Linked DNA regions of Homo sapiens: region 1 is linked to region 2. The links are chromatin loops, found by intact Hi-C in ENCODE. Cell type or tissue: PC-3. All regions are shown on one strand. Links, peaks and the distances in the headings refer to the core of each region. The heading gives the core; the rest is flanking DNA.

Evidence for each region. A loop is a pair of places that touch in the nucleus more often than their neighbours do. Peaks named below come from ENCODE experiments on the same cell type or tissue, not always from the same donor. Only the 100,000 strongest peaks of a DNase experiment are listed, where the experiment ranks them.
Region 1: a loop joins it to region 2, with 2.6 times the contacts of the local background. A loop is called at or near these places in 2 of 110 quality-filtered maps.

Annotation. Positions count from the first base shown.
Region 1 is chr11:38,383,360-38,400,775 of GRCh38, reverse strand. No RefSeq gene overlaps it. Among named protein-coding and RNA genes, the nearest start is that of LINC02759, 250 kb to the left of the region's middle. In PC-3, for the core only: no CTCF peak of the experiment used is centred there; a DNase peak (open chromatin) is centred at 8,405.
Region 2 is chr11:38,537,244-38,554,659 of GRCh38, reverse strand. No RefSeq gene overlaps it. Among named protein-coding and RNA genes, the nearest start is that of LINC02759, 100 kb to the left of the region's middle. In PC-3, for the core only: no CTCF peak of the experiment used is centred there; no DNase peak of the experiment used is centred there; H3K27ac peaks cover 761 bases.

The sequences.
Region 1 (17,416 bases), core at 5,314-13,313, 150 kb after region 2:
TGTCTCAAGTTTTTGAAGATTTATTAGAAGGAACAAATATTTTGGAATCAGGCTATCACAGGTTTAAAGCCATCCTCTGAGAGTTACAATCTCTGTGACCTTCAGTAATTTTCAAATTCCCTATATTTTATTATTATAATTTGTAAAAGTGAGATGATACAGACATGGCTGACTGGTTCGGATGTGTGAGAGATAAAATGCTAATGTTTTGGCAGCGTTTATGGCATATAGTAACCAACGTGCTGTTGAACTAAGTGCCATAGCTACTTCCTAATGATAATTATTCAAACCTTTATAAATCTCTCAATAGTCATGTGGAACATTTCATTTTTATAAGCTGAATTACATATAAATGTGCAAATAAATCAAACTTACCTAATGAATTTATACAGCAAGCAAATACTACCTTTTAAGTTTTACTATATAAATTCTAAGTTAAAATTTTACATCTGTGTAATATGCCCATTTTTCAAATAAGAAAATTGAAAGTCAAAGGTTAAGATGTCTTCCCAGTGACCCCTCTGAGTATACAAATATTCTCTATGTGGGAACACACACACACACATATACACATGTAATATATATCATTGGTGTATTGGTTTTTTAGAGGGCTAGATCTAAAAGGATAGATGCCTATATAGAGAGGAGTTTATTAAGGAATACTGACTCACATGAGCACAAGGTAAGGTCCCACAACAGACCATCTGTAAGCTGAGGAGCAAGGAAGCCAATCCCAGCCCCAAAGCTGAAGACCTTGTTCAAAGTCCGATGTTCAAAGGCAGGAAGCATCCCGCACGAGAGAAAGATGTAGGCTGGGAGGCTAAGCCAGTCTATTCTTTTCACTTTCTTCTGCCTGTGTTTATTCTGTCTGTGCTGGCAGCCAATTAGATTGTGCCCATTCAGGTTGAGGGTGGGTCTGCCTTTCTTAGACCACTGAATCTAATGTTAATCTCCTTTGGCAACACCCTCACTAACACACCCAGAAAAAGTACTTTGCATACTTCAATCCAATGAAGTTGACACTCAATATTCACCATCACAATTCGTTAATGGTATTTTGGAGATATCTCCAAGAATTCTAATTAGCTGTTCCTAATCAGGTATCTCCTTTTCCTTATAGTAACCTGGCTTCCTAGTGGTACAAGAAGCAGATGATCAAAAACATTTAGGATTTAAAAAGATAACTTTGTTGTTTAAAATAAGTCTATGGCTTAGCAGAAGGAATTACCAATAGACAAGTCTGGATTCCTGTCATCCTCCTGGTGGGTAGTGAAATTTTAGGTCCACTGAAACCTGCAAAGTTACTAAGAATCTGATACAGAAAGTAAAATTATGAACTTGGATAATGGAAAACCTTCTTATGCAACTGTCTTTATATATTTGTGTGTTCCTTCCATATATATATATATAATTTTTTATAAGTTATGAAGAGTTTAGTCTAACCACATACCTAAAAGAAAGTTATAAATAAACAGGCTCAACACCCAGCAAGGAGAGACTTTGTGTAATGTAATAAATTTTTATGTTTTTCACTGAAATATTCCTACTGGCACAGGACAATGAACGCATACCCCCCCACCGAGATCAAGTGCCTTTGCCTGAAGCAAACCAGATATAAGAACACTCTATGAAGTCGCTTTTTTCATATTAAAAATTCACATACTTCTTGCATTCTGCTCTATAATATATTTTTGCTTATTTTAATATAAAAGTAATATGTTTTTCTCAAATCCTCAGATAAAATTGATGCTCCAAGAATATTTACAATGTTTTGATTCAGTATAGTAGAGCGGTTATGATTACAGATTCTGCCATGAGACTGCTGAGCTGAAATGTCATCACCATTCTGTACTAGCTCTGTGACTTGGGGCAAATTGCTTTCACCTCTCTGCCTTGGTTTTCTCACATGTAAAAATGGAGATTATGTTATCCATTATGATAAAAACTATCATCAGTAGTTGGTTTTTTAAGCTTCTGCCACACTTTTAGAGCCTCAAGAGTTGCATGTACCAAAATTTGAGAAAGATAGGTGATGTTAGGATTCTGCTGCTTGAAATGATAAGAATGCCTATTGGAGTGATGTGTAATAGCATACACACACACGTACACACACACCCATACACACAATTTTATTTCGGTTGTACTCATATGTGGATTTCTGATGCAATCTGAGTAAAGAGGTTTAATAATAGGCAAGACTAATTTTATTTAAAGACCACTATCACAGTCAATAATACTGGGAAGTGTGAATCTTTCTGATGGCCCACCACTACTTTCTGAATTTGCCTTTATTCCTACAATACTCATAATAAGGTCATTTTTACTTCGTAGAGGTTGGGTGATTATTTTCAACATTCAAGTCTTCAAAAATCTTAGTGTTCTTCTCCTGGAAAACATTGTCAGGCTGCAAATTTTCTGAACTTTTATGCTCTGCTTCCCTTTTAAGTGTAAGTTACAATTACAAACAATATATTTGTGAAACATAAAACTGAATGTTTTTAACAGTAACCAGGTCATCTCTTGAATGCTTTGCTACTTAGAAATTTATTCTACCAGATGCCCTAAATCATATCTTTAAAGTTCAAAGTTCCACAAAACTCTAGGACAGGGCAAAATGCCATCAGCCTCTTTGCTAAAACATAGCAAGAGTCACCTTCGCTTCAGTTCCCAACAAGTTCTTCATCTCCATCTAAGGCCACTGCAGCCTGGACTTTATTGTCCATATCACTATGAGCATTTTAGTCAAAGCCATTCAACACGTCTCTAGGAAGAGCCAAACTTTCTCACATCTTCCTGTCTTCAGAGCCCTCCAAGTCTATAGGAAGTCCAAACTTTCCCACATTTTCCTATCTTCTTCTAGGTCTTCCAAACTGCTTCAACCTCTGCCTGTTACCCCATTCCCAAGTCACTTCCACATTTTCATGTATCTTTACAGCAGCACCCCACTACCTGGTACCAATTTACTGTATCAGTCTGCATTCACACTGCTAATAAAGACATATCTGAGAGTGCGTAATTCATAAAAGAAAGAGGTTTAATTGACTCACAATTCCACACAGCTGGGGAGGCCTCACAATCATGGTAGAAGCAGAATGAAGAGCAAAGTCATGTCTTACATGGCAGCAGGCAAGAATTTGTGTCACGGAAGTCTCCTTTATGAAACCATCAGATCTCGTGAGGTTTATTCACTATCCCAAGATCAGCATGGGAAAGACCTGCCCCCATGGTTCAATTACTTCCCACTAGGTCACTCCCACAACACATGGGAATTAAGGGAGCTACAATTCAAGATAAGATTTTGGTGGGGACACAGCCAAGCCATATCACCTATATAACAAACCTGCACATCCTGTACATGTGCCCTGAACTTAACATTTTTAAAAAAGGAAAAGAAAATGAAGGGGCTCTCACCAGAATGTTAAATATTATGGGGGAATAGTCTCAGGAATTCTCAAAGTCCAGTTTCACATTTGTAGTAAGAGTTTGTAATTTATGTTAATCCAGCTTCATTCTATAGGCTTGTAGTTGTCCTATTTTCCGATATTTTCACATGGTAAATACTATGTAACCTGCAAAAACCCATATAACTAATTGCCTGGGAAAATCCCTGAAAAAAGTCACTGATAAGAGGTTAGCATAGAAAAAAAATGTGTTCAAGTCCTCAGGATCTCTTTAGATTTTTTTGGCGAACTGTGCAGCATATATCATAATGCCCTTTAAACCATGTTAATAAAATTAAAGGACATGTGCCATTGTGTATGTTATAGGGCTCAGGAGAAAATAATGCAGTGCATTCAAAGTAATCTCCAAGGAGAGTGTGGTCATCCTTTTGTTACCTTTATTAGAATCATCCTTCATAATCTTTTTAAATTGAATATTTAGTTTACCATTTTTTCATGTCGCATTCAAATTTTTTTTTTCTTTTTTCCTTTTTGAAACTGATCCAGTAGTCAATACTAGATATAGCTTATTCAGTTTTAGGAAACTGGCTCTGGCCGAAGAGACATATACATGGAAGACTAAGTCAATAAATGTTTTAATAGTATAATGTGCTCAATTTATCCCCTAGGGTCAATGAGTTTTTTCTCCAACCAGATTCTGAATCTACAACTTTTTGACAAAAACAGAGATTTGTAAAAATGCCTAGGGATCTACATATTGTATCAAATAAGATGTTACTGAGTAATTAATGCTAACTAAATATTGGTCCTGAAGTCAATCACTTTTTTAAAATATAAATCCCTTTAAGTACTCTGAAAGTAGCAGTGAAAATAAGCAGTTATACTCTGTTTACTTCAGAACTAAAGCAATAAAGTCACCTGCCAAGGTGCCCTTGCAATAGGTCTGAACAAGATCTATTTGATTATTTGAAGCTAATTGCCTTTGTACAATCAACACAGTCCAGGTAACAGTGGTTTATAGTAAGTGATTCAAAATCCAAATCATCATCATCATTATAATTACCATTTAGATACCTACTGTGTGGAAAGAATTTCATACAGATTATGCACATTTTTCCTTAAAATTTTTTATAACAATTCTCCTAAGTAAGAGGGTAATTTCAGTAGAAAATCTGACTCTTGGAATTGTTATGAAGGTTAAATGGGTTAATAAACTTTTTAGCATAGTGATGACATATATTACCTGTTTTTACTATCAAAATGATGGGTGAGTCTACTGGGGCTCAGAAAACTGCTATTGTGGCTTAAATTCATTTAAGATCTTATGATGAACAGGGTATAAAAGAAAAATTAGAATATCGATAATGAATAAAAAAGCAACAAATAGGATAAATCATAAACCATGCAGAAGAAGTGAAAACTTAAGAACTCAAACCACATATGTACTCTATGACTCTATATCCTTATAAACAGTGATATGAGTCTATGACTGGTGTTATAGAATTTGATGACAAGGCAAAGACAGTTAGGTAAGTTAGAATGTAATAAGTTATCAGGGAACCCTAAATCTGTTACTTATATTACAAATATTTGAAACTCTGTGATTTGTATGGCCCCCTTTTTCTGAAGGAAAAGGTAAAAGAAAACAGCTATATATATTCGATCTTCATATCATATGTTACAAATACAATATAGAAGTGGCTTTTGAGATTGCCAAACGTACTATTTTGAACTTGGATGGAGTTTAAAGATTACCTAGTATTTTCTACTATATGTTCCATGGAGGGATAGAGGGATGAAAGGAGGATTTTTCCATGACTAAAAATATTTCCGTGATCATTACTTTCAAAGAATGCCAAATGAAGTATGGTTTAAAATTAATTTCATCATATTTTATTCTATGCTTTAGTATTTCTCAGAGCTATTATAAAAATATGTAACCTGTACTACCTAACAAATAACATGCAATATTTATTGAATGAAATACAAGACACATACATTTTTTTTTTTTTTTTTTTGAGACAGCATCTTGCACTGTTGCCCAGGCTGGAGTGCAGTGGCGCTATCGCGGCTCACTGCAAGCTCCGCCTCCCGGGTTCACTCCATTCTCCTGCCTCAGCCTCCGGAGTAGCTGGGACTACAGGCGCCTGCCACCACGCCCAGCTAATTGTTTATACTTTTAGTAGAGACAGGGTTTCACCGTGTTAGCCAGGATGGTCTCGATTTCCTGACCTCGTGATCTGCCCGCCTCGGCCTCCCAAAGTGCTGGGATTACAGGCATGAGCCACCGTGCCTGGCCAGGATGCATAAAATTTTAAAAGTTCTTTGTGACACTTCAAAAGGGAAATTAATACAAAGACCTTTAAAAACAAATTTGGGCTGGAAATTATTTTTGTATCAGAGTATTCTCCATGACTAATATGCACAAATCACATTGGGGAATGCTGGTTTGGTCAAACCATTTTATTTGAATACGAAGGAGCTATGGCTAATAGAGAGAAAGCAACATGTTTAAGGTCACACTTGTATTTAATTTTTCAGGAAGACTTCCACTTCCTGAAAAACATTAACAACAATGGAATCCACCTAAATGCCCATCAGTAAATGAATGAATAAAGAAAATATGTAAAATATACACAATGGGATACTATTCATCCCTAAGAAAGAACAGAATCCTGTCATTTGTAACAACATGGAAGACTCTAACAGACACTATATTAAATGAAATAAGCCTGATGTAGGAAGACAAACACCATGTGATCTCACATATATGTGCTTTCTAAAAAAGTTGATCTCATAGAAGTAGTGAACAGAATAATGGTTAACAGAGGCTGAGCTGGTTAGTGGGGAGTGAAGGAGTAGGGGATATTGGTTAAAGGATTTATAATTACAATTAGGAAAAAGGAATATTTTAAATGGAATATTTTTAAATATCCAGATGGGGCAAAATTTTATAGAGATAGAAAGTAGGAAAGTCGTTGCCAGGGCCTGGGGGTAGAAAGGAGAGCATAGATGGGGACAGGAAGAGAAATCAATCATGACTATGAATCGTTATGGAGTTTCTTTTTAGGGTGGTGATGAAAATGTTCTACATTTGTGGTTATTGTTACACAACTCTGTTAACATGCTAAAATACACGGGGGTGTACATTTTAAATGAGTGAATTGTATGATATGTAAACTATATCTTACTAAAACTGTTTAAAAAGCAACAACCTCCCCCCAAAATCTTAACTTTTCACAGGTAAGATGCCCATGTTTAAAAAAAAATAACTTTTTCAAAGTGTATTCAGCACTAATACAGCTATTTGAAAAGTAAGACAAATCATTCACGACTTCCATTTCTTTGAAGTGTGTCAATTATCTAATTGTTGCTAAATACCTTGATAGTTATTTTCATATTGTATTATTAAATTTGACAGAATAAATTGAGTTAATAAACATTTAAGTTGAGTAGGTAGAGACACCTACTTTGGCATATCCTATTAGTTATTGTGATGAATTGTCCATACATTTTACTCATTTTTTAAAAATCTAGTACAATAACACTGAATTAACACACTGGATTATTACTAATTGTAATACACTTTTCAAATATTAAATTCTGATTTGTAACAGTTCTAAAATTAGCATATGAAATTCAAAGCAGCCAATGAAATGGAAAATCTTAAGAGCCTAAGAGAGTTTGAAATATGTCATAATGAAATCTTAGTTCCACTTCAATTTTCTCTGTTCCCTGGAAGTGCAAGTTACCAAATCCATTAACAAACTATAACATTGATTTTTCTACAATCCATTATATTCCTTGCATTTTTAAGTGTTTTTCCTGTTCATTGTTATAGAAAATGTTCTAAAAATGAACATTGAATTATTTATGTTGCATTTAGTTCTCCTTAATTCAACTGTTTAAAATTGTAATTGGTATTCTGTTTGGTTGGCATGTATTTAAAATGCTGTCCCCAGATCTAACTTATGAAATATTCTGTTGGTTAAATCAAATAAGGGAAGGAAAGGACTCAAATAAGGTTTTGAAAATACGTATAAACACATGGAATATATTGAAGTCTTTGCTTATTGAATGCAGTTTGCAGGAAACACTGCCTCATTCTGTATACCACACACATACCTATGTTCATCAGAATTCACTAACCCTAGAAGTTAAAATAATTAATAATTAGATATAGACTGATATAATATGAAGATCATGGCCTTTGTGATTAAATGTGTTTTGATTTATATCTTAAATCCATGGTTAATGAAATTTATATTTGAGAATGTTAATTAATAACTGTGAAACAAATTTCCCAATATAAATGAAAGGGTTGGTTTATTTACAATGTAGCTAATAAATATAAAGGAGGCATTTAACTAATGTTAGTTCTTCTCTAGGAATTCTTTCCTTCATAGGAGGGCGCATATTCATTCTGTAAGATATACTAAAGTAACGTGACTGCAGGATGACAATTGCATACAGAGAACGAAGAACACAAGAACCAGGACAAGTAGCCTACATTTTGCATTCTAAATTTATCTTTAGTAATTACATGAATGTGACCATAATTCCATTCTTTTCCAAAATCGAGACCATTTAATGATAAGACTAATTCATTTCACATATGAAATATTAAGTTTTTACTGAAACCATGACCTCTTTATGAGTTTTACTCTTTATATTTTTATTTTACTAAGAATTATAGATAAACTCAAACATGAGTTAAACATCAATGATGAGCCATTCATTATATGTGATGCTTTCTTATACTATATAGTTTAGAGCCAGAGGAAGTAATATTTAAATTTCAACTTTAGGAAAGATGACAATTATATAGCCACAAGGGTAAGGGGAGTTATTTTCAGATAAAATTGACTTGAGAGGAAAGTACAGAAAATAGTTTTTAAAAACTCCCATCACTCTAGTGTTAGTTACTGAATATATTGGAAATGTCAACTTCAATACATATTTTACAGGTGACTCAGTGTGTGGTGGAAATACAATGCAATTTGGGGCAGGTCAAATTTCAGTTAAGTTGGAAGACAAGTACTATGTAAATTTGAGTCCTTATGTTTAGTTAGCACTAGAAGCCTAAGAAGAAAATACCAGCGGAGTAAAACAATTACAGCCTAAGTGCTGAAAAACTTGGTATTTATAGAAGGATAGAAGAAGAAAGTAAAAATGAGCAGCCAGAGAAATAAGTGTAAATCAAGAGAAAGTTATGATACCACAGGTATCAAAAAACTGTATTGGGTTAAGATTAAGAGAGTGGCTAATTGTTGCAAGGATGGCAGAGAGCTCAGGTATCCCTGTAGTTGAAATGTCCATTGAACTTTTCAACACAGAAGTCACTGGCTTTAGGCTAGCAAGTTTGATAGAATGTTCAAGGCAGCATTTATATTGGAGTATATTTAACAGGGTTAATAGTAACAGAAGACATACAGACTGCTTGGATAATCCCAATATTACTTCATTTTGAACATGGGCAAGGTTATCTCTTCTCAGGCTCCATATAAATAGCAAAAAATAAATGGTTTAAGAACATCATCAAGTTGATGAGGACCAATGACAAGCAGCCCTTCAGGCTTAAGATTTAAAGAGATGCTTGTAAAAGCAAATAGGTAACTAGTTAAATGACAACAGTATGCATATGCTTTCAATATGGGTAAACATTAACATAGACTTAAATTCTAGTGTATTTCAAAAAAAAATCTATGATTCCATGTTAGACTTTTTAGTGTAAAGTCTAGAAAACGTACCATTCAAGAAATAAAATTGGTCATATTTAGATTATACAGTACATTTTAGAACTTAACCCTTTTTAAATGTAGTTCAGGAAAGCCTGAGTTCTAGGAAGAAAAATTAAGATAGAATTTACAAGGAGAAATTAATAAGGAATAAAATGAAATATAAAAACCGTTTATAATATTTTATCAACATTAAAGAAATGTATAGTTAGTATTGAACCAATAGCAGACAAATTCAGAATGAAACTTCATCAAATATTTGGAGATAATGAAGGAAAAAATTTTAATATCTCTGCTTATTAAGGCTGGAGAAACAATAAAAAAGATGAGAAAGAAGATGGTGTCTACAGAGAGCAGATAATAAAAGTCCAACATTTTATCGCTGAGAAGTTTAATAAAGTAAAATGCTTGTGCAAAAAAAAAAAATAATAAAGGAATATTTGAAGAAATCCTTGTCAGTCTTATTAAAAGTCTATTCTGATGATTTAAGATTTCCCTTGATAGGCCAGGCACGGTGGCTCACGCCTGTAATCCCAGCACTTTGGGAGGCCGAGGCGGGCAGATCATGAGACCAGGAGATTGAGACCATCCTGGCTAACAGGGTGAAACCCTGTATCTACTAAAAATACAAAAAATTAGCCAGGAGTGGTGGCGGGCGCCTGTGGTCCCAGCTACTCAGGAGGCTGAGGCAGGAGAATGGCGTGAACCTGGGAGGCGGAGCTTGCAGTGAGCCGAGATAGTGCCACTGCATCCAGCCTGGGTGACACAGCAAGACTCCGTCTCAAAAAAAAAAAAAAAAAAAAGATTTCCCTCCATATCAAGTCATGTAAAAGAACAAATCTTTTATCAATGAATTACCCTTTGTTAAGTTGTGCTTCATAACAAATAATTTCAAAGTCTCAGTGCATTACAACAATATGTATCTTCCTAAAATGTTATGTTTTTTGTAGATCAGCTGCTATAACTTTTCTGGGGTGTAGGATGGGTTCATATTAGCTCTCTGGCTCTTATTTCTGGCTAAGAAACAGACGGTTTCTTGGTGGTGAACACAAAAAATATGAGAGCAAGAAGCTGAACCAAATTTCTTAATAACAGTAAAATATTTTTGCTCAGCTATGTCATATATAATATCCTTTCACATTTCACTGATGAAGATAAATCATATGGTCACATCCAACTAACAGTTTGTTATAGGATTATCCCCTCTTAGGGTTAATAAAAGAGAGTGAATGTTTGTGAGTCATATGCTGTACCACATTAGATATAATCTGGTAATGTGTTTGAGTTTTAAATATATAAAGATGTTACTTTACATATATGCTTTCCTATATAGTCCATATTGTATACACAAATACATAGTTAATATTGAACTAATAGTAGACAAATTCAGAATGAAACTTCAATCAAACATTTGGAGATGATGAAGTAACAAATTTTAACATTTCTGCTTTTTAAGGCTGGCAAAACAATAAAGAAGATGAGAAAGAAGATGGTGTCTATAGACAGCAGAAAATATATAAAAGAACAATATATAAAATAAGGAGTATACATAAAAATATATCTGGAAAGAGTAACTAACATTGAGTCTTCACAAAAAAGAGTAAATTTATTAAATAAATGAACATCTCCCCATCTTCAGAATTTACTTACAAAACAATGGTATCAGAATAAAATGGAACTGTATATACAGAGTTCCTGAAAAATAATAATTTTAAATTAATTATTTTATTGTTTATGAGAATAAACAGCATAAGACATAAAATAGTTTAGATGAATTACTTCTTAAATAATCTTCATGATAAAAATGTTGAAGACATATATCAGAGTGTATTAAGAGGTAAATTGGAGTTACTTTTTTAGGCTGGCATAAAGTAATCATTATGAAGTTTTGAAAAATAGCACGATGTGGAAATTTAATTTAGCAGTGTTGTAAATGTAGTTGCAAAACAGTATGTTGGCGAAAATAATAACATAATGGTAGAAATCTGGCTGCAAATTTCATGGTATGTGAATCAAAACCAGTAATTAAAGTGGAGATTGTCTAGAGGAAGTAATATAATAGTACATTACATTTTTAATAATGAATTGAACATAGAAAAGAGATAGAGTACAAGTAATTTGAGAATATGAGTTTATGCATACTTACAAATCTCAATCTTTGACATAAGTAGACAACAATAATATGCATTAGTTTATAAGTAGGGAAAAATTCAATTAAGAATACTTAATGAAATTAAAACTGAATGGTTTAAATCAATAGCTTTTTAAATTCACAACTTTGCCGATTAGCAATTTGAAATGAGAGCAGTTGCAAAGTTGTTCTAGTCCAAATCTTGACTGGCTAATCTTGGTTGAGCTCACTTGTACATCTGAGGTGAGTTGGTTTGGTATGTAAGTTTATAATGCCCTCAACTAGGATTTCTGGGAAAAGAGATCCACATGGCCTTTCAACCTAATGTCCCCAGAAAGTCTCATTTTGTGAGTAATAAATCTTTTGATATGTTCTCGATGAATGTTAAAGACTGAAAGTTTGTGTCCTTCCAAAAATTATTATTTTGAAGCCCTAAAGCCCAGTGTGGCTGTATTTGGAGATGGAGCCTCTAAAGAAGTAATTAAGAAGAAATAAGGTCATAAAGATGGGCTCTGTTCTGATAGAATAAGTGTTTTTCTAAGAGGAGACCCCAGAGAGCTTACTCTCTCTCTCCCTCTACACATGAACAAGGAAAACATTTGAGCATAGGGGAGATGTTGACACCTAAAATCCAAGAGATAAGACCCCATTATGAAACCTACCTTGCTGATACTTTAATCTGGGACTTTCTAGCCCTAGAATTTTAAGAAATAAATTTCTGTTGTTTATACCACCCAGTCTATGATGCTTTGTTATAGCAGCCTGAGTAGGCTCATACACTGAGCAAGGGACATCATCAGTCCTTACACCCAAACAAAATTTTGGGTACAGAATCGATTATATTTACTGTGGGGTAGTGTAAACATTTGGCAAGGTGAACAGGACACACAAGTGATGGTCACCACAACCAAGGACCTTTCTTCTATTGTTTTTGTTTGCTAACAGACTCTGTGGCCAGCAGGGGAGAATGGACTTTGGGGTGCTAGTATGCTTTCTGAGCTGTGCTGCTGCCTACTTCAGAGCTTGTGATTTGGGCTGTGTTCATTTGCTGAGTCCTGAGAAGTCTCTGTTATAGATTTAACTTAACTATCCTGGATTGGAACTTTCTAGAGTTGGCATTTAAGGGCTAGAGTATGACATTGGGGCCATCATGAATATGGCCCTAGTTGTGTGTCTTGGCCCAGTCCTATCTCTGTCTTAGATAGAATCATGTGTCTTCATTCTGGCATAAGCCATGACTGATGATTGGCTTAGGGGAGCAACTTTAGCCTGTGACTGTGTTTGTTTGTTTTTTTGTCTTAACAAAGCATTGGCTTTCATTCTGTACAGTGCTTAAGGGAGAGACTGAAAACCTATGCCACACACAGGCCAGTCATGTGGTCAGTAGGAAACATAGTCACCATATGGCACTCTGAGGTCCACATTTCTAAAAGGAGATGGCTGTAATCACCCTTCAAAATGCCTTTGATGTTCCTAATACTCAGGCTTATAAAGGAAAATGCACATGGCACCCACATGGCACAGCCAAGAGGTTAATTAAACCTGAATTAAGTCTGGGATCCCTAAGCCCAGTAAAGCAACAATTGCCATGGAGAAGACCTCTAACCATGATGAGTTTCCTCAAAGGAAAAAAACTTACAAATATTAGCAGGATAGAGAGGACTTGCCCTTTGAGGTATGTCCAGTAACCACATAGTAAAAATGAATAAGCAATAGATACATTTTTTTTAAACTGACTAAAATGGAAGAAAAAAATCTTTGTAAAAAACATCAATGATTTTTCCCAAACTGGAAATCCAGAATATGCTAAAATAATTAACACAGCAAAAACGTAAAAGGGCATTGAATGGCTTTCGCACTTCAAAACTCGGGTTCTGTATTTACTTTAACATCTGCTGAAATACACCAATTGGCAAAACTTCTGTGTCTTTATCAACACCAGAACATGAATGACAGTTACATTTGGAAAAATCTGAGAATGTGATGTATCCCCTCTCCTCACAGAGGAGTTAACAAACAAAATAGCAAACAGGAATGGCTGCAATTAACCATCAGAACTACTGCTTTGCCTAAATTTTCTATATTCATGGAGCTCGTTGTCCCCATAATAAGGACATGGGTTCTGACAGAACAAATAATATATTCAGTAATAATAACATTCTGACATAACAAGTATTATAATACATTAAATAAAATTAAATGTACACTTAAATGTACACTTCTATAAATGTGACACTCAAAACCATGTGTATAAAATGGAATTCCATGGCCTTCCCTTCTGGTTAAAATAATTAACATAAGCTGTGGTAAGGAAAATAATGGTCCTTCATAGATGTCGTTTTCTAAGCCTAGAACCTATACATTATTTTATATTAATTATTATACTATATTACTAGGAGAATTCAAGCAGCAGATGAAATTAAGGCTGCTAATCAGCTGATGTTAAAATAGGGTTATCCTGGATTATCTGTGTGGGTCAACATAATCTCAAGGGTTCTTAAATGTAGAAGCTGAGACAAAAGGGAAGGTTAAGGTAATGTGTGAAGAACTTGACCCACAGCTGCTGGCTTTGAATACTGAGGAAGAGGGCCACGACTAAAGGAATGTGGGCAACCTCTAGATTCTGGAAAAACCAAAAGAAAAGATTATCCCCTAGACTTTTCAGAAGGGATTTTGGCCCTCTCAAAACCTTGATTTCAGCCCAGTGAGGCCCAGTTTGGGAAATGGAACTCTACAGAACTATAAGATAATAAATGTATATTGTTTTATGTAACTAACTTTGTGGTTATCACAGCTGCTGTAGAATACCAATACACGGCTGAAATTAAAACAGGACCTTCAAGAATTCTAACAAGACCTGCTTAGAAAAGGGATGATTATCTCCATTGCTTCTCTGTTTAATAGCACCTTTTGGCCTATTCTTACACATAGAGAGAATAAATGGAGTCTCATGGTGAATTGCTGGAACTTTATTGCCATTGTTTCAACCACTGAATTTTTCATGGTAAATCTTATTGAAGCTAGTGACTCCATTGAATCATCAGCTGGTAATTGTTATGTTATTACAGATTTGTCTAAAATGTTTGTTTCCCTGCATTTTTCAATGCCTCTCAGGTACTGTTTTCTTTCCCTAGGATACCCCTGAGGAATCTCAACAGCCCTGCTATCACACTCAATCTTTGCAAGCAGCATCTTAACCTCATCCAGCATTCTTGAAGAAAACAGATATGGGCATTACATTGACGTTGTCCTCCCCAGGGAGATTCATTTGATAAACTCATTCAGTACAGACTAATACTCACAAATGATCTCACAAAAATGGGTGGGATATGGTTTTGCCCAATGTAGAAGTGCATGTGACTTTCACTAAATTCTTGGCATCATTTGATTCTCAAGGGCTACTCCATCTTAGAAAATGTCAAGAAAGAGTTATTGACCTGCTCAGAAATCACATTTTAATTATAATTATAAATTCAATATCTTTGGAAACATTTTGGATTCTGGAGGCATTGCCTTTCCTGTATGCAAATTTTATATAATTCTATTATTTTATTACTTCAAATCAGCCTACTTTAGACAACCCCTCAAACAATGGGTTCTAGAATCCGTGCACATTACAATGTAGTAGGCACTCCATTGCAATATAATAGGAACTTTCATTAGTGACCACCAGAGACTGCTTCAACAAACTCTCAACAAACAAGTTTCAACAAACTCTCTTCATGCTTACTGAAGTCTCTAGATCACCTACAATGGCTACAAATTCCTCAGGGTTCCTATATAATAAAACTACCCTCTTCAGTCCCACATTATACAACATAGAGTGAAAGCCAGCCACATATTGGGCTCTTCTGGAGATGGAGACTCTTGCAGGCTCTTCATTATTCATGCCTGTATTTGGAAATATTAGGCCATAAGCTTGTATAACCATCATAACCTCCTGTTCAAATGGAAGTGTTAACCGTAGGATAGAGCCCAACCTAGGCACTCTGATGTATGCCACCTGTATAAAGGGGTGACCTAATCTCTCCTCAGTTCTTTTCCAGATACAATGATGCCAAATGATGTCATCCATTTCCAAGACCCTTTGGTCACCTGTGGAGCCCTTTGAGATCACGAGTGAATAGCAAAGGTAGTTCATACACTTTACAGATGGTAGTGCCACCATCACACATGATGATGCTGAGTGGAAGGCTGCCAATTTTTACCCTTTAACTAGATTAGGATAACTGATAAAGGAAGAGACCCAAGGATGGGCCTGGTTCCCAAAACTTCAAAAAATCATTTTAACATTGGATATTGTGCCCATTGTATAGTCTTGGGCCACTGAAAATGGCCCTGTGGTCTGTACAATGGCAACAATTGCTTATCCAGATTTTTCCCCTGAGGGGTAAAGAACTCTAAGAATTTATTGCTTCACAGCTACCCAACACATACATCAGTGTTACACATCTCTCTGTGTACACTAAAACCAAAATATAAGTCCTCATCAAGACAGTTCTTACACCTTCTGAACTTCAAATGTTATGGTATTGTTTATATTTCTTGGGTAAAGAATGCAGTAAAAATTTGAAAAAAATAAATTCTCCTTAAATGCACACTCTGTTTTCCCAATGCCCTCACCAAGTTGGCAGGTTCCAGGAATTGTCCATCTTCAAGGAAATTCAAGGCACGATTACGAGAGAGCAGTCTCCTAGCAGCAATAACTTTAAATAAAAGCAGACAATCAAGATTGAGTCATTGTGTGGCCTGATCACCTTTCGGATATTGTGCATTACGAGCCAGCAGGCATTTTACCAGCAAAGTAGTCATTCTAATTTCCTGCTTTCATTTTGGAAATCTTACTTTACAGGATTAGACTCTTCTTTAGTGATTGAACATGATAAAATACCCTAGTGTTAATAGGTTTAGATTAAAAAAATTTACTAAATTTTAAGGAATTTTAAGTAGCTGGTTTTATTGAGTATCATGATATCATTGTGGAATTGGCTTTTCTGTGTGACTTTCAAATGTAATTTATTAATATATGAATAAGGCAGTATACAATTTGGTTGTTTATTAAATTAGTTTTCTCTTATATATGTGGATACCTATGTAGAAAAGAAAATTATAATTATCATTTCTGCCCTGTGTATATAATAGAAATAAATATATAAAAGAATAATGCTGATATATTATTAGGTCCATATTACATAATAGAAAATAAATAAAATAGAGGAAACTCTCTTTTCATTTCTTTAGCCCAAGTTAAATTAGCATCCATAGCTCAGCATTTATGATTGCCATTAAGGTATGTATTCAATGGACTAGCCTACTTTTTCTTTAATTTAACATTACACTATAAAATAGTTCTCATTTATTAGATTTCAGAATTGCCATGTAAATTGCTGTGTAATATATTATTTATAGAACTCCTTACAAATATTTTCCTATAATAACATGGCTCATAGAAGTGACAGCTGTGACATACTGCCAGCATCATAGGGATTCATTAAGGCTGCAATTTTTCAGGGTCGCAGATGAGGTATAGAGATAAAAGGTGGTATAAAACTAGGAGAATATAGCCTCACAGTTTGTTTTGATACACAGTTTTATAATGGGGAGTATTTAAAAATCACTCCCCTACCAATGAGTGTGAGGATGCACTACAATTTTCTCTCATGGATATTGACTTCCAAAATTTTGTTGTTTTAAATTCATCTGTTTAAATAGGCAAACCCTGCATAATTTATTATTATTTTTTAAATTTTATGTTTAATTTTTAAAACAAATACCCAGTGATTCAAATGCTGGGTAGAAATAAAGCATTTTGCTTGTCTTGTTTTTCTTTATATTTTTGAGTTAGATTGTTGTCCAGAAGTACTGTACCTATTACAACTACTTTGATCCAGTTTAATGCATGAATCAACATCAGATAGCTATCTGGAAGAGTAGGTATTAGCAGTTATTATATTACTTTCTAACTCAGTTGGCAAAATTGGCACCCTGGGATAATTTATATTTCTGTGATCACTACTGCTTCTATGAGCAGAGCACATAATTTAGGCCTAAGCCAAGCAACACACTGTATGACTTATATTCATTGGTTGGTTAAGAGAGCAGTATAAATTAAATCTATCAGCATATATGCCAGTACTATTCACTGG
Region 2 (17,416 bases), core at 6,071-14,070:
CTATAATTAAAGATCATAACATATACTAATTCTACCATGTTTTCCCTACTTTAAAAAGCATTTGAGTCAGAGACCATATTGAGGTAAATTTATTTATTCTAATTTTTAAAAGTTAAGTCACTTGAACACTTGGCCATTTAATAGATCATTAACAAATTATTTATAAAAAAGAGAATGCAGTGTCTTCATTGTTAGCCAACACCTAAGATCATTCTGATGCATGTAGAACTTCAGCCACGGGCCATGCATTGAGAAACACTCATCTTATGCTGGAACTTTGCAATTAGGAACTTTGTTAGTAATCTAACTCTGTAGCAACTGGAAAACGAGACAAGGAAACATGGCAGCGCAGTTGGTGTTTTAATAGGGTAAGGCATGAAGTTGATAAAAATACCGACTCACTAAAAATAAACAATAAATCTAGTTTCTCAATTGAATATGCAGGAGCATAAAGAGATCAGCAGAGAATCTGAAGTGGTTTGATTTATACTGTTATAAATTCATAGTTTCTTTGAAGTACTTCTCTCTCTCTCTCTCTGCATGTATGTATATATGCATATAATATATATTTACATATTTATTTATTTCAGAGCTTGAACCAGTTTCATTTACAGAAAGAAGCTGAGGGATTCTAGCTATGAGAACTGGAAGGTCTGTGAGCAAAAAAGCCCAGAATGTCATTACCACTAAGGTTTGTAACTAGATCCATACTAAAAGAAAAACATTTCCAACAAAATTTACTTTTTGAAGGTACTTGTGCTTGGACTTGATTTTCTAATCTAAAAATTGCTGGAAGCCACATTGTTTTTCTCAGATCATTATAATAAGACGGTAATATTCTGAAGCTGTTTCTTAATTTAGATTGAGACATTTTCATAAACTAAATGTCTAAGGAAGCACAGTGACATCCATGTAGTATTCAGACAGTTGCACCTCAAATGTGCACATACAGACAAACATACTCTGGCACGCAGAGTTGTATTTAATAATGTGTATTGCATTTTCAGATACATAGTTGTTTTAGTCAGATCCAGACACTTTTATCTTCTCCAACCAAACGTTTTCAAAGCTCATTAACACATCACTGTATATATAATTACAATTTCACTTGGCACAGCATTTCTTGTTGATTGCTGGGTGGGGAATAGTTCCCTTTGGTGCCTTTCTCTCTCATCTGGAGCAAAGAACCTAACTGCTGTGACCACTTATGAGAAGAACTTGGCACACTGAGGGCCCCAGATGGAGATCTCTCCAATGTGTTTCCAGAGGCAGCATCTGTGTCTTTGATCGGATTCTGGGATGGCTCCTTTAAAGACCTCTTGAACTGTTCTAGTGCTGAAACTTAGAACAGCTGTGGATTTCCTTGTTGGATTAATTTCAAATAACCTACATTCACAACAAGATTATCTTCTGGTGTTTTATTGAGGAAAAACATACGCATTCCTGATCCTTTGAGCATTAGTGGATGAATAATGACAGTATGTAATATGATCAGATTACCAGCTGTAATATTAAAACCACTACTTCTCCTCAACCCCAAAAACAAAATAAAGTGCCAAACAACACACTTTACTGGACTGTAGACAGTCAACTTTTTTCTATTATAGTTACTGAATAGTGAAATGTTTGAAATGGAAGGCATATTGATATTGTGAACAGGAACTTTGGAGGAAGTCTGCATCCATGCTTACTGATCCTGTGTATTGACTGTGCGATTTCTCAATAGTTGATTTTACTGTTGTAGCATATGGTAACTTCTACAGTTAGAGTTCAAGGGATATATCATTTAGAAAAGAAAAAAAACTGAAAAAAATTTTGAAAATAAAACTATTTTACTCTTAAATTATACAACAAGGAAGAGTTAAAAGCCTAAAGCAAAGGTTTATCTTAATAATAAGCCCTCAGTAAAGAGGATTTGTGATATGATAAACACACTATGTCTCTTCAGAGATGTATAAGATTCTACAACTTAAAATATCAATATTAGCTAAAGGCACACCACACAACTGACTATAAACTAGTTTATTTCTAGACTGTCATTTTAAATCTTATAGTTTGCTTTTACTCTTGCTTGTGTCGACTAGGAGCGATCAAAAGAAAAAATATAAAGTCCAACAAAGAATTTTAGTGTGCCTGCAGCTTTGTTTCAAAGTTGTGTTTTTCTAAAATATTCATTCTTCAGAATTAATTTGATATCATGGTTTTGAATATAATGCTTCCCATTGCTAAATTCCAATATTTGGAATTAATGAATCAGCACAGCCCATGCATGCCATATATTTTAATAGAAAAGCAAGTATCTTCCAAATGCAAGACTTCTGAACTTCTGCAGCTTCAGCAACTCTTTTCTTCTCAAGATCAGAACTTAGACAGTGATTCTTGCATTCTCACTAACCCTTAGAATTCTTTCTAATTAAAATCCCTGATTCACTGCAATGGATTATATTCTGTACTGCTTTCGCTCACTTAGTCCACAGGTTTCATTATGTAAGATAAAGTTATGACCCATTTTATTAGTATTAAACACAACATACATAGCAATACTTTTATTATAAAATCAGCTTAATACTACAGTCATTATTACACTGTGATCATTAGTAATTCATAGAGTCTATCAATCTCAGAAAATTCTCCTATTTACTGCAGATACTTTAATTTTATAGCAAAGATTATAATACTTGTTATGCCTCAAATATTCCATGTGCTTTCAAGTAATTTTGCTTTTGATTATTTCCTTTCATCTTCTTGGAATGATCTCCCTAACCCCTAGACTAGCATAACTAAATCCTACTTGTCTTCTTCCACTATGATTCAAATAACAAGTCACTTTACTTTCAGTCACCTCTTGATATCTTCTATTGAATTTAACCATTCCTTCTGTGAATTTCCACAATAATTCATGGATATCTGTGATAACTTAGTTCTTTCTAAGGGATAGTAAGTTGTTTGCCATTTAAAAAAAATCTCAATATCCTCAATCATGGTACAGAATGGGTACAAAGCAACAATTTTGGAATTAAATGCTATCTTTTGAGATAAGGAATTGAAGGCTGGATGTGGTGGCTCATGCCTGTAATCCCAGCACTTTGGGAGGCTGAGGCGGTGGATCACTAGAGGTCAGGAGTTCAAAACCAGCCTGGCCAACATGGGGAAAACCCCGTCTCTACTAAAAATACAAAAATTAGCGTGGCTTGGTGGTGCATGCCTGTAATCCCAGTTACTCCAGAATCTGAGGTGGGAGGAGCACTTGAATCCGGGAGGCAGAAGTTGTAGTGAGCAGAGATCTTGCCACTGTACTCCTGCCTGGGCTACTGAGTGAGACTCTGTCTCAAAGAAAAAAAAAAAAAAAAAAAAAAAAAAAAGAAAGAAAAAAATAAAGAAAGAAAAGAAAATAAATAAAACATTTTATTTCTGAACTTTTTTTTTAACTTTAATGCTTATTTTTATAGATTCAGGGAGTACTCATGGAGGATTTTTACATGGATATATTGTGCAGGATTGTGTAGTGGTGAGGGTTTGGCTTCTAGTATATCTGTCACCCAAATAGTGAACATTATACCCATAGGTAATTTTTTCAACACTCATTCTATTCCCTTCCACATCCCCCTTTTTGTACTCCCCAGTGGCTTTTATATATTTAACTTCTGTAGAGCTTTTACTCTATGTTTAACACCCTGATAAACATTTTTCATAAATTATCTTATTTCATTCTTACAACAATACTAAAAGATTAATAGTTATTTTCCTAGTTTTACGCATGAGAAAAGTGAGCCAAAGAAGTTAATAAAATTGCACAAAAATATAATTTACCAGTGTATTTATTTCCTTGGGGAAAGCAAAGATTAAATCATACAATATTAGTTTACCGTGGTGAACTCTTGTTATCTTACTCTACTAGACATTCCAGTATGTAGGATATGAGAATGTATTTTGAATTACACATTTCATTTCTCAGATCTTATCAAGACATACTCTATACTGAGCTCATGAAAACTGTTTGTGTAAACCAGCTTTTGAAAATATCTTTGTAAAAACAGAAAGACAAAGTTTAGTTTTTAAATTTACTTATTGATTGACTTACAATGTTTTACAGCATTGTAGAGATGAGTTTCCTGTGGAGGGTTAAGAAAAAACATAAGGAAAATAATGCCTCAAATACATGGAAATTTGCTGCTGGATATTACTGTGGGGTGAATTCAGTCATCGATTCTTCAAATAATTATGGAGTTTCAATCATATGCAAGACAGTCATTTAAACATTATATTGCACGCAAAGATGAATCCTATGAGGTTACTAGTCTCGAGTTTTGAAAAAGGAAATATACAGCTAGTTAAATTATTGTAACACGAGGAAGAACATAAAAATAAACATGAGGAATATATAGCTAAACACCTAAAGACATTCAGGATTTAAAAAGATTACTTCCAGATAATGATTTGTATGTTTCGAAAACCAAGTGCCTATTACACTATGTGCCTTTAAATAAAGAAATCATTGAAAGCTTCAAGAGAGCATGAGAGTTAACTTGAGTCTTGAATAATGGGAGAAGGAAAATAATATTAATTTAGCCTTCAGATATAGTCCATCACAAAAAATCACATAAGAGACATACAACTATTTACAACTATTTTTATTTTCCAAATAAGGTACAAGATTCAAAATGTTTAATGATGTACCAAATAACACATAGCTAGTAAATAATGAGGTTGGATGCCAATCAGCTGAGTTTTAACTGTTTCTTTTTCATTCTACCGCACAGAATACTTGTGGTAAACAGACAATCCTTCCAGAAAAGCATAGAACCATATATCATACAACTGGCCTAAGTTTACCTAGGCCTATTCTTTTATGTTAATAATGAACAAACTGTGATCCAGATATATCAAGAGATTTTCCCAAAGATATACTTAAAGTAGTTGAATTAGAACCAAAGTTAGGTCTTTTGATTCCTACCTTAGTATTTTTTCTTCTCACTACCCTATAGAATGATGTCAGCAAAAGTACAGTTGAAGGAATATTTGGGAAAAATAGATATATGCGAATGGCATTCACAACTCTATTTTAGGTTCTTTATATTAATATTAATGAGCTTAGCTTTGTAAGTTAAATGGCAAACATCACTAACATGAGATGAAAAGGAAAAAAAAAATTGCAACTGGGTATGTATTTATTGTCTTAGTAGGAAGTGGGGCCTGAGGAGTAATTCCTTTATTCTGATGAGCAGAGGGGCAACTGCAGGAAAGAAATCATAAAGAAGAGGGTAAAATTTTAAAATATGACTGTAGGAAAATGGATGAGACATGATTATCTTAAATAATTGCTGAAAGAGATATTCTGAAAAAACAGCTACTTGATGGTCTTTATTAAGAATTTTAAATATTACTTGCTGAGTGGTGACTGTGTTAATTGTACTGTAACATGGGGAATGCAAATAACTAAAAGTTATTGTACCAGTCCTGGGGAGAACCATAGGATTCAATTAGAGAAAAATGCTGTTAATATGTCTAGTGTGTGGAAAAAGATAACTCTCTTGATCAGATTTTCAGAGCTAATTACATATAATTGAAATATTTCTAGTAAAGACAATAAATTAAATTTATAGCAGAATATATTTTGAAGCCTTTTTCTGAAGTTTGCAAATTAACATATTTGCTAAATCTTGTATTTTGATTTAGAGTAAGGAACTAATCTTCAATTCAACAAATATGTTTCAGTTTGAATTTTAATGGATTTATTTCTTAAAATCAGCAACAACTGTAAAAGGATGATTAAGTCCAGAATATAGATTTTTCTTCCCTTCCCCACCTGCTCACATGATTCTCCTCTATGTGGCTCCACTCTCCGTTCACTTTAATCAGTATCTGTTTATTTTTCCATATGGGACCGACACGTTGACAAGTTGTTTCCTTACTGTCTGTCTTTTACTTTATTTTTAAGACAACTCTGGTAGAGTGATGGTGGTGAGGTGTATGGTTTTTATTGAGTGACATTTTCATTGTACTTCCTGTATAGGAGGTTTATATCACCTTTGTGCCTGTTTATTTTAAAAGAGAATATTTTTGAAACATGAGCCTGAGTTATTTTTAGCAGAAGCTAGCAATCTTTTCCTTCTCACCTGACTCAAATTAATTATGAGAATTACCAAAATGAGAAATCTTTCACACTATGATAGCTGGGATGCTGAGACAGGTCTCTTTATTAGGAAAATATTATTCTAAGAATTTTAATTTAAAGATAAATGTGTGAGGACTATGTAAGTATCAAGAAACACAATTGTGTAATATTTTTAATATTACTTGTTTTTTGGCGAGGAGAAGGACAGAGTCTCGCTCTTGGTGTCCAGGCTGGAGTGCAATGGCCCGATCTCGGCTCACTGCAACCTCGGCCTCCCGGGTTCAAGCGGTTTTCCTGCCTCAGCCTCCCGAGTAGCTGGGATTACAGGCGCCAGCCACCACGCCTGGCTAATTTTTGTATTTTTAGTAGAGACGGGGTTTCACCACGTTAATCATGCTGGCCTTGAACTCCTGACCTCAGATGATCCGTCTACCTTGGCCTCCCAAAGTGCTGGGATTACAGGCATGAGTCACCGCGCCCGGCCTTTAATATTACTTTTTAAACAGCTGTGCCTATTTCCTTTCCAAGGTAATTGTGGGCTTATGTTTTAAGTATAATTTACCTTGGATTCTATTCAGTACAGTGCAGATAAAGTCCTTCCTTATTACTCTTTTAGCTACACCAACCGTAAGATATTGATTTTAGCCATGTTGTTTTCTGCATGGTTGAATTTCTTACATTATATTTAAAGAGAAAAAGAAAAAAGAAGAGAAATATCTTTAAATCAGATTGATTCATAATCAAGTGCTTCCTACTTCTTAGTAGGAAACATATTAAAATAAACACCTTGAAAAATTTTGTATGCCACCTTGACACAATGGACTGTCACACTGAGGTAGTACATAGACACTGAGATTTATTGCCATGAATTTTAAAAGAATGTAAGGATGACTAAAGTCGAGTTACTGTAAATTTCAAACTCCATAAAAAGGTTTCCAGAAAGTAATGATTCACAAATGACTAATTGCTTCACAGTTGTTTTGTTTTTATAAATAAAAATGGAAAAATGTAGTAATTAGTATAGAATGTAATTTCAAAATAATTATGGATACCAATTGTATTTGACAATTTGACTTATTTTCTTGTGACATTCAGATGAATAATTTTGACTGCCATTAATATGGAAAGATCAGCTTTTTGAAAAAATTTATGAGAGACAAGTTATTTGAAATATTAGTAGCTTATTGGCAGTCTTTCTTTTTTAAAGCCATAAAGTTGAGACATTTATAGGCATCTGAGCCCAAAAGTAATTTTGGAAACTTAGAATCATAAAAATGGCAATATCAGATGTCCTTAAATAAGGACAACTATTGTTTGTGAATTTTAGGTTTATGGAATTTTTAACATTTCAGTGGAGTAAAATAGAGTTGATATGTTTTTATTGCCTTGACATTTAGTTTCAATCAATAGAAGACTATGGGGTTATTATCTAGCTGAGGGTTAGTTAAGTCATTTAAATCTGATTTCAGACAGTATTTTGGGGGTAAGATATAAAATGCCAGCAACTAGATAGAATTCAAAAATAAAGTTATTCTGACTTCACTGGACTATATACAAATTTATGATTTGTGTTTTGGCATTTTGAGTTAATTTCTCTTACATTTTATTTTGAAGTAAATCAAACTAATAAGGATCTCTTCAGAATTTCAGTGATTATCAGTAAGATATAATTTTTGCCATCTTGTAAAAGTCAAAGCAGGTGAAAAGAGGACCATGAAATTTATAAAATTGTGGGAAGACATAACTTAAGAATTTGGGACAAACTCTTGCTCGGTGCAATATCATGAAATCTCATGCCCCTTTTTAATAGTAGTCAAAAGGCAAACATGGTATCCAGTTTGGTAAATCATTTTCCTTAGTGTGTTTAAAATGATGGATGATTTCAGCTTAAATGGAGTTTTTTGATTCTCTGATTTTAATTGAAGTGTGACTATGAGTCAGATTTTATAACTACTACCACAGCTGTCTCTCTAATTTTGAAATTACATCTTTACTTTAAAGGCTTGGAGTAAATACATTAAAAAGCATTTCCCAAGATATTTTATTTTATATAGTTAGTGTGATATGGTTTATTTTGTATAAATAAGATTGGATTTAACTTCATAGTTTTGCAAACATCAGTGTTATTTGTATAGAAATATACTTCACAGACTAGTAGAAAGGTATTAATGGTTTTTGTGGAATTGTTCAGTGGTACAAACACTACATATTGAGTTTTCCTGAGCCCAAAAAGTATGAGTGGCTATGTATTTGTACGTAAACACCATAAATACGTGGATAAAGCACAATATTCTTACTGGGAAATTTTATCAGGTGTTCATTAGTCAGTTAATAGAAATGATGGAGACAAGTTGTCCCAAATTAATGTTCTTTTTAGCTTTGTGCTTTCATGGCTAAATATTTAACTCGAGGCAGTTTAAGAGTGGATAATTCCCTATCTAACAAAATTAGCCTATGGATAGCATTTTTACTGTGTTTTGAAATCTGCAGAGTTACATACTTTATTCATTTTTTCCAACTTTTATTTCAGCTTCAGAGAGTACATGTGCAGTTTTGTTACATAGATAAATTCTGTGTCTCTGAGGTTTGGTGTACAAATGACCCCATCACTCAGGTAGTAAGCATAGTACCCAATAGGTAGTTCTTTTAATTCACAGTTAACAACCGCCTACCTCAAGTGATCCTCAGGATCCAGTGTTCCCAGCTTTGTGTTCATGAGTACTCAATGTTTAGCTTCCACTTACAAACGAGAACATGTGGTGTTTGGCTTTATGTTTCCACATTAATTAGCTTAGAATAATGGCCTCCAGCTGCATCCATGTTGATGCAAAGAATATGATTTTTTTCTTTTTTATGGCTGTATGGTATTATATAGTGTATATATACCACGTTTTCTTTATCCAGTCCACCACTGATGAATATCTAGGTTGATTTTTATGTCTTTGCCATTGGGAATAGTGCTGCGATTAACATAGGAGTGCATGTTACTTTTTAGTAGAATAATTTATTTTCCTTTGGGTATATATCCAGTAGTTGGATTGCTGGGTGGAATGATAGTTCTGTTTTAAGTTCTTTGAGAAACCTCCACACTGTTTTCCACAGAGGGTGAATTAATTTACATTCCCACCAGTTGTATGTAAGTGTTCCTTTAACTCTGCAACTTTGCCAACATCTGTTATTTTTTACTTTTTAACAATAGCCATTGTGACCGGTGTGAGATGGTATCTCATTGTGGTTTTGATTTGCATTTCTCTGTTGATTAGTGATGTGGAGTATTTTTTTCATATCTTTGTTGGACACATATATATCTTCTTTTGAGAAGTGTCTGTTCATGTTCTTTGCCCATTTGTTAACAGGGTTGTTTGTTTTTTGTTTGTTTGTTATTTTATTTAAAGAATAACATATTAATAAAAAAATAATTTTAGGTATGTTTTGAACTCTAGGACAATGTTCAATGTCCTTTACACTGATTAAGGAATTTTTAAATTTTATCAATGACTTCACAGCCAGCAGTTAATAATCACAAGAAAGGGAGCAAATCCACCATTCTATGACAAACATGATTTGAGAATTTAAATGAGGAAAAAATCATTTTACACCACAAACATTAGACCATATGCATTTTCCCATAATTAATATTCACAATCTCGTGGTTACATAAAATTCTACACAGAGCTACTACAACACACCACTAAACAATATAGAAACTGCTTTGCCTTCCTTGCTATATGGATCTGAGCAGAAATTTAACTAGATGATAACAAGATACAGAATAATAATGTATGAATCTTATTTCCTTTCCTTATTTATTTGGATGAAAGTTAATGGCTAAATCAGTATGTTACAGTGTCAAACACTCTCAGATTCTCAATTTCCTACAATCCCTGACTTTGAAACCTCTAATTTCTAGTTCTAATTATAGATTTCACCAACATAAAGTTAGAGTTATCACAGACTGTTCATACTTTGCGTCCACAGGATTGAACAACAGAGGAATAAGGAGAATTAAGCAGCACATTTAATCTCTGCCTCCATATATGTGTAGTGGGAGTTCGCAGTTCTGAGACTCTAATGCTTTGTTTCTACACCACTGTTCTTTCTGGTCTCCTACCTTATTTGCTGTTCCTTTTCAGGGTGTCAGTATTACACACTACAAACATGAGTAATTTTCTCCCAGTGCTTAGTTCTGCATATAGGCTAAGGATTGGGTTTATGTCAGAGAGAGAGGTCCCACTGGGGAAAAGAAAAATCAGCAGACATTTTAGTGGTCCTTCAGTGCTGGAATAATAAATTGGAGACTTAGAAACCTCAAATAATCAGTTGACTTGACCCAGGCGTTTTTTGCCGAGTTATGGGTTTGCACACAGGAGGCGGGAGGACTAGGCTGAGAATTTTTAAAGTCACAGTAATATATTCTTCAGTCTCACAGTGCTTATCAACCTAAGGCTAACAAGAAAAGAGGTCTGCCTCCAACACAAAGTCTCCAGCATTTCTCAGGTTTGGAACTACATAGTGTGGGTTGGTGGAAGAGAAGAAAAAAAATAGAGGGCATGAATTTATCATAGACTTTAAAAGTAAATAACCCAATTAGCTAGGTTCCCAAGAAGAACAAAAATAATAAGACAAGAAAAATGAGATTGAACCAGAGTATACTAAGTCTTACTGCAACTCTACTCCAATTCTTACTAAGATCAATTCATTTTTGAATTAAAATGTCCATCCTCACGCTATCTAAGAGAGGAAATTAAAAAAAAAGTAGTCTTGGAAGTGAGAACATCACCTGTAGGTTTTTGCTTTTTTATTCTAGACATGGCAAGAGGCAAGAAAATAAGACTAATAATCAATAGAATAAAAAAGAAATAAATGCATGGATGATATAGGCACTGGAGTTTTAAAAAGATATGATTTTTTTTAATTGAGAAAGTTACATGTAAAGTTACACTACAGATACTATGTTTTCTCTGACTCTAAGCAACCATCACCCACCCCAAACTACATTCCGTTCTCCCCTAGATTACATGTGAGAAGCATTACCCAGGTCAAGTCATGGTAAAACAATGTGCACAGGCAGCAGAAAAAAAAGGAATGCCAAAATAACTATGATTGGTATGTTTAAGAAAACAGAAGAGTGTTTAAAACATAAAATGATGATTGGAACTGTGAAGAATGAATTCATTGCAACATTATTTGCCATAGCAAAGACAGGGAATTAACCTAGGTGCCCATCAATGGTGAACTGGATAAAGACAATGCTATATATATATATATATATATATATATATATAAAAAATATAATATACATATACTATATATTATATATACTATATGTATATATATAGTATATATAATATATATAAAATATATAATATACTATGTAATATATATATTATATATGGTATATATATTATATATGGTATATATATTATATATTACCATATATAATATATATATCATGTAATACTACACAGCCATACAAAGAACAAAATTGTGTCATTTGCAGTAACATGGTTGCAACTGAAGGCCATTATTCTAAGCGAATTAACACAGGAACAGAAAACCAAATACTGCATGTTTTTACTTAGAAGTGGGAGCTAACACTGAATACACATAAACATAAAGATGAGAACAACAGACACTGGGGACTACTACAGGGGGTGGGAGGGAGAGGTATGTGGGTTGAAAGACTATTGTGTACTATTGGGTAGAGTGCACACTACCTGGGTGATAAGATAATTTGTACCCCAAACCTCAGCATCACCCAATATACACATGTATGAAACCTGCACATGTGCTCCATGAATCTCAAATACAAGTTGAAATTATTTAACAAAAGAACAATACAACAGATGAAATTTTTGATTTACTATAACTTAATCAACAGATTGGCTAGAGCAGAAAACAAATTCATTAACTGGAAAGTATATTAATAGAAAAAAATGCCTTAAAAGGGAAGTATGGAGAGAAAAGGAAAAAATAGTTAAATAAATACAAAACCTATTGGGCGTGCTCACAAATTCTGAGAAAAACAACTCCCCTGGAGCCCTAGAAAGGGAAGAAAGAGGTTGATCAATTTATTTTTGGTGCTAATGTGTTTCAGGCCACTGTAAAACATCAAGGTGGAGTTGCCCCCTATTCAGGCATTATACCAATATAAATAAATAACCTGGGTTCTACCAATATTGATCAAAATGCTGGAGCAGGAAAACAAAATGTGGGGGTTCCTATTAGGAAGACACATCTATCTAGCAGGTTAAAGGTCTATTTGCCCATTAAATGGGTCATCCTCAGATTATCTTTGACTCTAAATCCTTTTAGAGTGTGCTTTCTGAAGGCTGAGTAGGACTAAAAAATAGTGAGAAAAAAAGAACACATTTTTCTTCTGGTTGTTCAAGGAAAGTCACCTTGGACATGGAAAGGTCATTTTTATTATAAATAATGGGGTCACTTTTCAGGTGATAAACAATGTTGAATGATCCAGATTTACAGAAGCAGAAGAGGCAAGAACAGACAACATTGCCACAATTCAAGCCTCTACTGTGTTAATCAGTATCCTGGAAAAGAGAAAAAGCTGAAGAAGAAAAAAGAAATAAATTATGTATTTTCAAGATGCACTTGGTATTAGTAGCTATTAGGTCATAAAGTTCTATTGCTGCCCATTGAAATATCCAGCAGTATTGCTGATTATGTGGTTCAATTATAAACGAGAAACTTAATTTCAGCTGCTTCAGTAAATACTGCATCTTTCTTAAATCAAATAACAAATTAACTTCTTCCTGCTTGAAGTCCCCATAGCACTCAGTTAAAATATATATATAATAATAAAAAATATATAATAATAAAAATATATAATAATAATAATAAATATATATATACATATACCAATTCTACCTACATATGTGATAGCATTATGACTTTGTAAAATAATGCATCTGGTAATAGGCAAAGGCAATAATAACAGAAAAACAATGACAACAAAAATAATAATAATGTCACTTCAAACAGGTACTTGAATGCTTATGAGAGGCCTTTGACTTATTTTTATTAGTGAATGCATCTGGCAATAAAATTATCAAAATATCAAAGAATAATGCTGCAGAAATCTCTGAGACAATGACTACCAGAGGACAATTAGGAAATAAAAAGAACTTAACGTAAGACTAATCCCAGTTTGATCTATAGAATAACTCCCGAGTCACGAGAAAGTTTGCTTTAATGTAGATTGAGATAAGTATAATATTGATATATGGCATTTGCTGTGAGTGCATTTAAATGTAGTTTGTAATCACAGAAACATATAAGATACGGTCCTCAATATTTACCTCTCAAAACGATAATATTATTGATATAAAATAAAGATCTGTTTTCCTTCCACTGTGCCTCGTAGGTAAAGAAAGAAATATAAGTGGTCCTAATTACTAACGAAGAAATGGTAGTGGAGTATTTGTCACATAGCGGTTATATACAATGAAAAAACAGAGAGCTAATCTTTACTAAAATGCAGTGACCAGGTAGCTTCAATTAAAGGGATGTACCTGTAATGAATAGATCATAAAGATGTTCAGCGGAAACATGCAATGAAGAAAGTGAAAAACTCTATTAAAGGCATCCAAATAACGAGTCAATTTGAAAATATAATTTTGTTACTTAAGTTTTGTTTAAACCTTTAAACAGATGGCAGCTTGTTTAAAATTCTAAAAGTAAAATATATCAACGCTAAACTCTTGTAGTTGGGAGCGGGAGTGGCAATTCTTTGAAAAAATATTTAAACTTCTCATTCGGCAAAGCAGAGGGGCTAATAAATAAAATATCCACATTCATATAACTATTGAAGCCAAAGAAGGTGCCAGTAATGAAAGAAAGATATAAAAAAACTCTAAGAAGACCATTAAGGTGATTCAGTTGTGAATTTACAGGATGTCAGTTAAATTAATTTCTTTTTAGAGATTCCTTTCAATGCCTCCGGGAAATGGAAAATATTTATAACTAAAAGACCTAGATTATATCATTTATTTCTCCAAAAAGTTTCAACAACTCCTTGTTATATGCAGAAAAAAGGCCAAGTAGTCAAGCCTGATATTTGTGGGATCCTCCAATGTTATTTAAAATAAAAATTTCAGCATCATTTCTGATTATATTATCTATATGCTTCACGGCTGAAATTCAGCATCAGATTTGCTTTTCCAGATATGCTTCTTCTCAGTCTAACCAGTGCTTGACTTTATTATGTAAATCTCTCCTCTACATGCGAGGCTTCTGATATTATCACATTTGCAAAACAGTGCTTGATGCTTACTATTGAACTGAATACTAAGTTTCCTTTTTGGATACTCAAAAATTACTTACGGTGTAGTCAAAGAATATCTCATGTAAACAACATTTCAGAACTGCCATCTGTTTACAATTTCAAACAAAACTTAAATGACAAAAATTATATTTTAAAAATAACCTGAGCAGAAAGTTATTTATAATTCCCCTCTATGTGTTTTAAGAAACATAAAATCAAGTACTTAGTCATATTTGTATTTTATTCCTCACAGCATGTTACACTTTGTTTTTCCATATAACAATCATAAGCTAAAAGGGTGTTGAATCAATAAATGAATGAAAAGGTTATTTCTGTTTTTATTTAATATTTAAGGTGAACGGGGACTGTTGCAGATGTATTGCATTTGTATTTTGTTTTTTCAATTATTACTGACTTAAGTCACAGTTTTGCAAAACACATCTCCAGTTATGCATAAATGGTAAGCATATCGAATGTGTGTGTATGTGTGCTTGTGTGTGTGTGTGTGTGTGTGTGTGATAGAGAAATAGCATAACATGTTATAAGATATTAATATTTATGGAAAACTTTTCCAGGTGTTTTTCCCCTCCCTGGTCATTAGTAACATTTAAACACCCTCTTGCACTATTTCCCTTTCCCCAGTTATTTTCTTCTCTTATATTTTTTCCTTCCTTATATAATAAAATTATTTCTAGAAATGCACACTAAAGGATATTTTTGACGACCAGGTGGCAACCTACTTTGAAAATCAATGAGAACACATGGACACAGGAAGGGGAACATCACACACTGGGGACTGTTGGGGGTGGGGGAAGGGGAAAGGAATAGCATTAGGAGATATACCTAATGTAAATGACGAGTTAATGGGTGCAGCACACCAACATGACACATGTATACATATGTAACAAACCTGCACGTTGTGCACATGTATCCTAGAACTTAAAGTATAATAATAATAAAAAAAAGAAAAAAAAGACTAGTGTGGCAACTTTCATGAATTTTAAATTCTCCATTGGCCTGTAATGTACATATCACCTTCAATTTGCAGAATTTCTGACTTAGTTTGGATCAGAAGAATAGAGATCAATGCCTATTCATTGCACTTTTTATCTTGAAGACCTTAGAATAAGAAAAAAATATATATCATAAGTAAAGCTGGTCTGGCGAGATATCCAAAGCAATTTTGCTGTGTCAAGAGTGGCAGATAGATGTGATAAGCACACGACCTTTGAAGTGCTTATCTAAACCAAGCAGAAACCGCTACTCTTAGTCCAGCCCATCACTTTCTGTTAGTACAAGAATAGAAGAGTTTGGATGAAGAAATTTGAGCAGGGAGCAGAGGGTGAATAAGAATGTGATCTAAATCATTTGATTCAGAATCATTTGCCTGTTCTTACTTTTAATTTATTAGTGTGATGCAAAGCCAGCCCTCATACCTGGATTGGGCAAATACTTTGGGATTATTTTTTCCAATATTAGATTATATATATTATATATATGAGTTTCATGAAATTAATTTTGAAAAAATAATAATTCTTCATCACAGAAACCCCAGCTCACACTTTGCTCTAAGAGCTTCTGGGATTATAAAATGTAAATTAGGTGCAAAAAGCTCTAGTATTTATCTTGAGCATTACCAAGTACAGTAACTGACTGGTATGTGTGATGGTTAATTGAGTGCCAATTTGACTGGATTGAAGGATGAAAACTATTGATCCTGGGTGTGTCTTTGAGGGAGTTGCCAAAGGAGATTAACATTTGACTCACTAGGCTGGGAAAGGCAGACCCATCCTTAATGTGGGTGGGCACCACCTCATCAGCTGCCAGCATGGCTAGAATATAAAGCAGGCAGAAAAACGTGAAAAGACTAGACTGGCGTAGTCTTCCAGCCTACATCTTCTCCTGTGCTGGATGCTTCCTGCCCTCCAACATTGGACTCCAAGTTCTTCACTTTTGGAACTTAGACTGGCTCTCCTTACTCCTCATTTTGCAGATGGCCTATTAAGGGATCTTGTGATTCCACAAGATAGATATATATATATATATATCTCCTATTAGTTCTGTCCCTCTAGAGAACCCTGACTAATACAGATTTTGGTACCAGGAGTGTTTCTAGAGAAGCAGAATATTAAGGATGGAGTTCTTTCGTTAGGGTTTCTGGAGTGGGCTGCTTAATATGATTAGACCCAAAAATGCTAAGAACTCTACTTCTAATAGTATGGAGAACACTGACAGTCCTTGGTGTAAACCACTTACAGAATTATGCAAACTAAATTCATTTGACACCCACGATTCACGGCTCATGACAGGCAAGGAGTTTATTGACTCTATACATAATACCTTTGACCACATGCGGAGAAACAAGGAACATAATGAAGCTCATTGGTTGCTCCTAAGTTTAGTGGACACAGTGATAAAAGAAAATGATGAACTCAGGGATTCTAACTTCTGCCTTCAGAAGCAGATACTGAGTCCTAAATCTGCTAAGATTTCCCCAAGTGAGAGTCTTATTTCCTGTAGAGAAAGAGTTGAAATTGTGGAAAAACAAACACAAGCTCTTATCATGCAAGTGCCTACCCTACAGTGAATAGCACATGCACAGACTCACCAGGTGTCTACTGTTACAGTGAGGGCATTGATTGGAAAAGAATGAGAACCTGCAACTTGGAATGAGGATGTGTGAGAGGATCCTGATGAAGCTGGGGACACTGAGTTTGAAACTCTAATGAACATTTTTTGCCAGAAGAAACAGCTTCTCTATCCCCATTAGTGGCAACATCCCCTCCAGGATGCATGCTGCCATCAGCCTTTCCAACTTTGTCTGAGGAGATAAATCCTGCACTGCCTAAGGCAACAATGATGGTCACCCCTGGGGCAGTTAGTCAGGCAACATAATGTTGATTCTCCTCAGGAGCCATCTCCGTGACCCCTGCTTGCTTTTAGTCCTATAACTAGACTAAAGTCCTGGTGAGCCCCTAGAGGTGAGGTTGAGAGTGTGACCCATGAAGAGGTGTGCT